2 separate regions of the Homo sapiens genome follow, and region 1 is linked to region 2. Evidence: chromatin contacts called from ENCODE Hi-C data. All regions are on one chromosome and are shown on one strand. The core of a region is the stretch at or near the end of the contact, and the rest is flanking DNA. Distances in the headings are between cores, read along the strand shown.

Evidence for each region. A loop is a pair of places that touch in the nucleus more often than their neighbours do. Pooled maps may share reads with other maps.
Region 1: a loop to region 2 is called in a pooled map, with 8 times the contacts of the local background. The contact joins the enhancer-like site here to the promoter of ATP11A-AS1 in region 2. A Hi-C loop is called at or near these places in 1 of 168 maps with a recorded cell type or tissue (GM12878), 9 of 37 single-sample maps with no recorded cell type and 10 of 50 pooled maps.

The regions. Positions count from the first base shown.
Region 1 is chr13:112,872,967-112,875,996 of GRCh38, reverse strand. ATP11A (ATPase phospholipid transporting 11A) reads right to left here. Exons shown (of 30, transcript NM_015205.3): 27 at 2,321-2,424; 28 at 56-221. Among named protein-coding and RNA genes, the nearest start is that of MCF2L-AS1, 94 kb to the left of the region's middle. RefSeq lists a silencer at 576-765 and enhancers at 2,656-2,705, 2,327-2,826, 2,827-3,030, 2,468-3,030. Within about 2 kb of position 1,339, at least 20 of the 41 ENCODE cell types and tissues checked have a DNase peak (open chromatin) inside an H3K27ac peak, as active enhancers do; they include GM12878, where a contact is called at or near this core.
Region 2 is chr13:112,753,114-112,756,315 of GRCh38, reverse strand. It overlaps ATP11A-AS1 (ATP11A antisense RNA 1), which reads left to right and starts at 1,585. Exons shown (of 2, transcript NR_046661.1): 1 at 1,585-1,822. The region is part of intron 1 of ATP11A (ATPase phospholipid transporting 11A); the gene reads right to left. RefSeq lists enhancers at 1-129, 109-1,308.

The sequences.
Region 1 (3,030 bases), core at 90-2,589, 120 kb before region 2:
AATCCTAAGGCCAGGGCCCTGAGGCACCCCCGCCCCGGCTGGGGACACTCCGTACCTGGACTCTCTCTGTTGCTGTTGGCCACAGCTGCCGGCACAGGACTTTCTTGAGGACGTCGGGAAGGAGGCTGATGGTCACCAGCAGCACGATGGCCAGCCAGGCGGGCCCGCTGGACAGCATCTGGATGAACACGTAGTACATCCTCTGGTAGTTGAGGAACGGCCTGAGGGGCAGGGAAGAGAAGCCGCTGGTGAGGCATGTACTCCCTGGGGCTGGCCTCTCTACTCACTGGAGAGGCCGTCTGTTCAGGGAGTTTACACTTTTGTCAGTGAGAGTTGCTTGGCAAGCCACGGAGCCTGCTCTGAATTTATCATATAAAAAATGAACACTGAACCTCCCGGTAATGCTGGGGTAAGAGGAACGGGAGAAGGAATTCTATGAAGTCATCTCAAATGGGACATAGAAGTCTCTGAAGTTCAGTTTCACAGAAGCAAAAAAAAAAAAAACAAAAAACAAAACACAAAGGGATTGAAATAGGGATGTTTTTCTATCTTGAAGTCTCGGATGGGAAGGACGTCCCGAGCACTGGTCGTCAGTACAGAGCAAGCAATGACTTCTCTCCCCAGAAAGAGGATGATTCAAAGACGTCTGCGTCAGCCTCCATGAGGGAGGCTGGCAAGGATGCAGGGACCAGTGACCCGCAGCCAGCCCGAGCCCACAGGTCCACGTCTATACGTGCCTTCCGGTAACGTTTCCTGATCGCCTTTCACATCCCAGGCACTACGGATGGTGGCAGAGACACAGAGATAGGGCCCCAGCTCCAGGAAGCACAGTGAAACTGGTGTGTGGACAACAGGAGGGAAACGGAAGCAGGGCATGGTGGGTAACGGGAGGGACACGCAGCTGCTGGCAGACCTGGGATGGGGCTGGGGGCACCCACGTGGTGCTGGTGGCGGGCAGGAGGATGGGGTCTCATCACCAAGCGGTGGTGACATGGTGAGCTCCCAGCACATCAAAGACGTGGGGTCAATGTTTTAGGAAACAATGTGAGAGGCTGTGGTTCTACCAAGGCTGACGGGCTGTGGCTCCTTGGCTACAAAGCCCAGGAGCTGGTCAGAGAGGTTTGGGATGGAATCTTCCTCTTACAGAGCCATCGCCTTCAGGGCTGTTAGAATGGCCGGGCTCTCCAGAGCCGGGCTGGGCTCTCTAGAGCTAAGCAGGTTTCTCTGGGGCTGACAGGGTGCCTGACACCCTCCAAGCTGGGCTGTCATCTCTGAGACTGTGTAATGCAACTTGGGGCCACCAGGGGCCGCTGGCTGAACGAGAGAATCCGGAGGGACTCTTCCTGGGCTGAGAGTCCCGCCCAGGTCAGGGGCCCTGAGGGATCCTGAGTGGGTTGCTGGCTTTCCCTAGGCCGGCTACTGACCCCAGGTCTGCAGAGGGCTGTGGCAGAGGCTGCTGCGCTGGGGCTGAGACTGGGACCTGGCCCTGGGCCCATACCACTCAGCGTCGTTTCCTGGCTTACAGCGACAGTCTCTAGACTGACCACCCTGCCTATGTCGCTCTCACCAGCTCAACACGCAGCCACCGTGGGGTTTTTAAAAGAGCCACTCAACTCTGCTGTGCTCTGCCTCGACTGACCACGACAGCCTCGAGCCAGGATCCTCACGGCCGGCGGTCCAGGAGGCCACCATGCCTGCTCTGCAGCCTGGTCCGGGCCCCTCTCCGCTGGCCACGGCTCCCACTCACGGAGGACCTCCTCCCGCCCGGGCCTGCGTGCCTGCTGCTCTCCCCCAAACCAGAGGCTCCCCGATGAGTCAGGCTGCTGCGGGCAAGGTCCAGCCCCACCATGCCTGGGCCCCATCTTGCTGCGGGGCGTGAGGATGGAGTGAGACAGGACCTGTCGAATGCCTGGCCAGTGCCTCGTTGTGGGAGGCGGTTACCAGCTGGGACTTGCTGTGATGATGGCGCTCTTCTTCCAGGTTTCAAATGACTGTTTCTGAAAAGTCACCTCTGGCCTTTCAATCTGACATGGGTCCCCTGGTGCGGAATCCTGGTCTGTTCCTCCGTATAACTCGTCACAAGCTGTTATCAGTTAGCGTCTTTCTCCCCCGGAAGATGCAAGTCACCGGAGCAGGAACCCCCCGGTGTCTTGCCCCCGACTGTATCCCAGGACCCCACGACACCCAGCACACAGCAGCCATTCAACAAACACTTGCCCCAACCAACAGGGCCGCACGGAAAATGTGTCTTCAACCCTTGATAAAAAAATAACAACCACATGATATTTATCAGATTATCAGCTACTTATCAGATATTTACCAGATCACTCCTCCCCAGAGAAGCGAAAAGACAACGTAGAACAGCAGCGACCCCCAGATGACAAAATGGTTGATCCAAGTCCAGTAGTGTGTGTCCAATGCAAGCTAAAAGGAAAAAAAAAAGGGCAGTTAACGGTGTCATCTGAGCAGTGAGAATGATCGTGATGGGCAGGACAGAGAGCCGGGGGGTGACGAGAAACTAAACCAAACGCAAGACCCAGCAATGACGACTCAATGCCTGCAAAACACGGCTCAGGAAGACAAAGCCACACCTCACACCGCTCAGGAAGACAAAGCCACACCTCACACCGCTCAGGAAGACAAAGCCACACCTCACACCGCTCAGGAAGACAAAGCCACACCTCACACTGTTCAGGAAGACAAAGCCACACCTCACACCGCTCAGGAAGACAAAGCCACACCTCACACCATTAAGGAGACAAAGCCACACCTCACACCACTCAGGAAGACAAAGCCACACCTCACACCGCTCAGGAAGACAAAGCCACACCTCACACCACTCAGGAAGACAAAGCCACACCTCACACCGTTCAGGAAGACAAAGCCACACCTCACACCATTAAGGAGACAAAGCCACACCTCACACCACTCAGGAAGACAAAGCCACACCTCACACCGCTCCAGAAGACAAAGCCACACCTCACACCGCTCAGGAAGACAAAGCCACACCTCACACCGCTCAGGAAGACA
Region 2 (3,202 bases), core at 336-2,835:
CACCGCAACGATGGACATGACCCTTAGTTATTTGGGGTCAGAGGTCGATTCGCACAGCCAGCCAGAATCGTAGACCCTGCCTGGAATCTAACCTGTTTCACAGACTAAGTTTTATTTAATTTGTATTTTGGTTTTGGCTTTGTAGTTTAATGTTGTAAGGATATCATTATAATCAACATATGTCAACACCAGGGTTGCTAAGAAATTTACGCTGCTCTAAGTAATGCTTCCATGACTGGAAATGATTCTAGAATCTGCTCTGAGTGACGCTTCCGTGACCGGAAATGGTTCTGGGAGCCGCTCTGAGTGCCGTTTCCGTGACCGGAAATGGTTCTGGGAGCCGCTCTGAGTGCCGCTTCCGTGACCGGAAATGGTTCTGGGAGCCGCTCTGAGTGCCGCTTCCGTGACGGGAAATGGTTCTGGGAGCCGCTCTGAGTGCCGCTTCCGTGACCGGAAATGGTTCTGGGAGCCGCTCTGAGTGCCGCTTCCGTGACGGGAAATGGTTCTGGGAGCCGCTCTGAGTGCCGCTTCCGTGACCGGAAATGGTTCTGGGAGCCGCTCTGAGTGCCGCTTCCGTGACCGGAAATGGTTCTGGGAGCCGCTCTGAGTGATGGTTCCGTGACCGGAAATGGTTCTGGGAGCCGCTCTGATTGATGCTTCCCTGACTGGAAATGGTTCTAGGAGCCGCTCTGAGTGACGCTTCCATGATTGGAAATGGTTCTGGGAGCTGCTCTGAGTGACGGTTCCGTGACTGGAAATGGTTCTGGCTAACCTTGGCTGCAGTCCTGCAGGGAGGCTCTTCTTGTGTCAATTTTACATGCAAGAAACGGAGGCTCTGAGAGGACCTGGAGGGATCCCATAGGCAGTTCGGGGCCGTCCTCTGGCAAGCGCCCTGTGGGTGACTGCTACAAGGGACGCAGACAAGAAGCGGAAAACCGGTCTCTGGGTGTAGAGAGACTGTCCAAGCTGGGCAGAGTTCTAGGATCCAAGGAGAGGGTGGGACTGTGCAATGGAAAGCAGAAGACACGAAAACCCAGCGACCTCTGACCTGTGAAGCAGAGGCCCACAGACCCGCCCCCAGTCCACGTGCAGCCTGCAGCCTGTCTGTGTGGTCCATGAACTGAGAATGCTTTTACGTCCTTAAATGGTTGAAAAAAATCAAAAGAAAAGTAACTGTTTGGGGACACGTGAAAATGTTCGGAAAGTACAATTTCCTCGTCCACAGTCGCATTTCATCGGCCCACAGTGGTCCTCCTGAGCCATGGACTGACGACGGCGCCCTGGCTACTAGGGCACAGCTGGCACTGCAGAGGCCACGATGCCCAGGTCCGCGCCATCCAGCCCTCGGCAGGAGCTCTGCGCCCACCGCGGAGCAGGTCAGGCACACGCGCTCGGGAGGGGCAAGTGCAGGGTGTCTAGGAGGGCTGGGGAAGCCCTGCAGTGGGGCCGGGCCAGCATTCCCGGAGCTCCATGGACAGGTGGTCGATTGTGGATCGTGGAGAGGCCTCCTGAGCAGGCTTGTGGGGTGGAGCCCTGCCCCCCGCCCGCATTTGTGACACGCCCCTGGGTGGCCAGGTGCCCTGCAGTGTGAGACATTCCAGCCAATGAGACCCACAGGCTTTGGAGGCGATGGGTCCACCTGTGAGTGGAGTACAGAACGTGGGGGAACAGCTTCCCAGGAGTCTGGGGCTCAACCTCTCCAGGAGGCCCTGAAGGTGGCCTGAGAAAGTTCTGCCTCTCGGGGGGGCAGCGTGGAGCACAGGAGCCGCAGTGAGTCCTGCCTGGCTCTAAGCACCACTTTCCAAGCATGCAGCTTTGGCAGGTGAATTAGCCCAGTACTCAGTTTCCTCGGCGGGAGAGCAGGGCTGTGGGGTGGCACCTGCCTCACAGGGCCGCTGGGAGGGATGCCTGGGTGACAGTGAACGCAAGGAGCATGCTCATACACCCCAAACATGGCGAGCGTTATCTGGAGGCATATGCAGAGGTGGGACTGGGGACCAGGTCTCCAAAGACCAAGAATCAGCCGAGGCACTAAGGGGCAGATTGCAGAGGTGAACAGTCCCGCCAGTGAGAACCCGGCCCTGTTATTCCACGGCCTTCTCTGCCTTCTGCGAGAAAACGAATTTCCCAGACCCCAGCGCAGGCCTTTCTCACATCTCAGCAGCAGGGACCGTGGCTCCAACTGCGGCTCAGGATGAAGGCCCCAGGCGCTGAAGAGAGTGAAGCCGAACCCCTCCTCAATCCCAAAACACTGGGGACCACGGTGAGACAGCGACGCCCTGGATGCTGCCTGGTCAAGGTCAGGCTGTGATCGGCCTGTCAGGCGTGTGGCAGAACCAGCTTCAGAGGCAGCGGTGTCCACGTAATGAGCTCAAATGATGCCCCAGGAAGAACATAGATGGCTTCTTTCTTTAATTCCTCAGCATGTTTTTAAATTTAAATAACTCTACATTGCATTTTGGAAAAAGCGCTTCTAACATAAGCCTGTTTGACTGCAGTTAAATAATTTATGTGTCTCTTGGCCTGGGAATCACTGTCTCCATTATTTTTTTTATGTGACTCACTTTATTGCTCCATTATTATTAATAATAAATATGTCAGGAATCAGGCACACAAAAATATCAAGAATAAAGAAGTATATAAAGAGCTCCTCAAGACACAACCCAAATGAAAGATGGGCAAAAGATATAAACAAGCTGTTCTTTTTCAAAAAAGAGAAAAGAACAGCAAATGGACTTAAACACATAAAAAGATTCTCAACCTGCCTGTTAGCAGGAGAAGTACAAGATAAAACCACAACAGGACGTGGCATCTCATCCAGCAGCGGTAGGCAGGCCCAGAAGCTGGCAAGCCGGGCAGCGCAGGCTGCTGGCGAGGTAGGTGGAGAACAGGCATCCTCCTACGGCACTGACAGAGCAAACCGCAAACGTACCCCCCTTCTCAGAAATCTCCCTTCTCCAAAGCGATCCCAAAGCTGTCCTCGCAGAAATATAGCTGATGTACTCACAAGGCATCTGCAGCACTATTTATAAAAGCAGAAGATTGGAGCCCAGCTGTCCATGATGTGGGGCGGCCAGGGGCGGGGGAGGTTGAGTCCACAGGGGAACATCACGCAGCTGTGCAGACACATGCACGCCATCCACATAACACGCAGGTACAAAGGGACGGAGGGACAGAGAGAAAAAAGTCTGGGCCGGGGTAA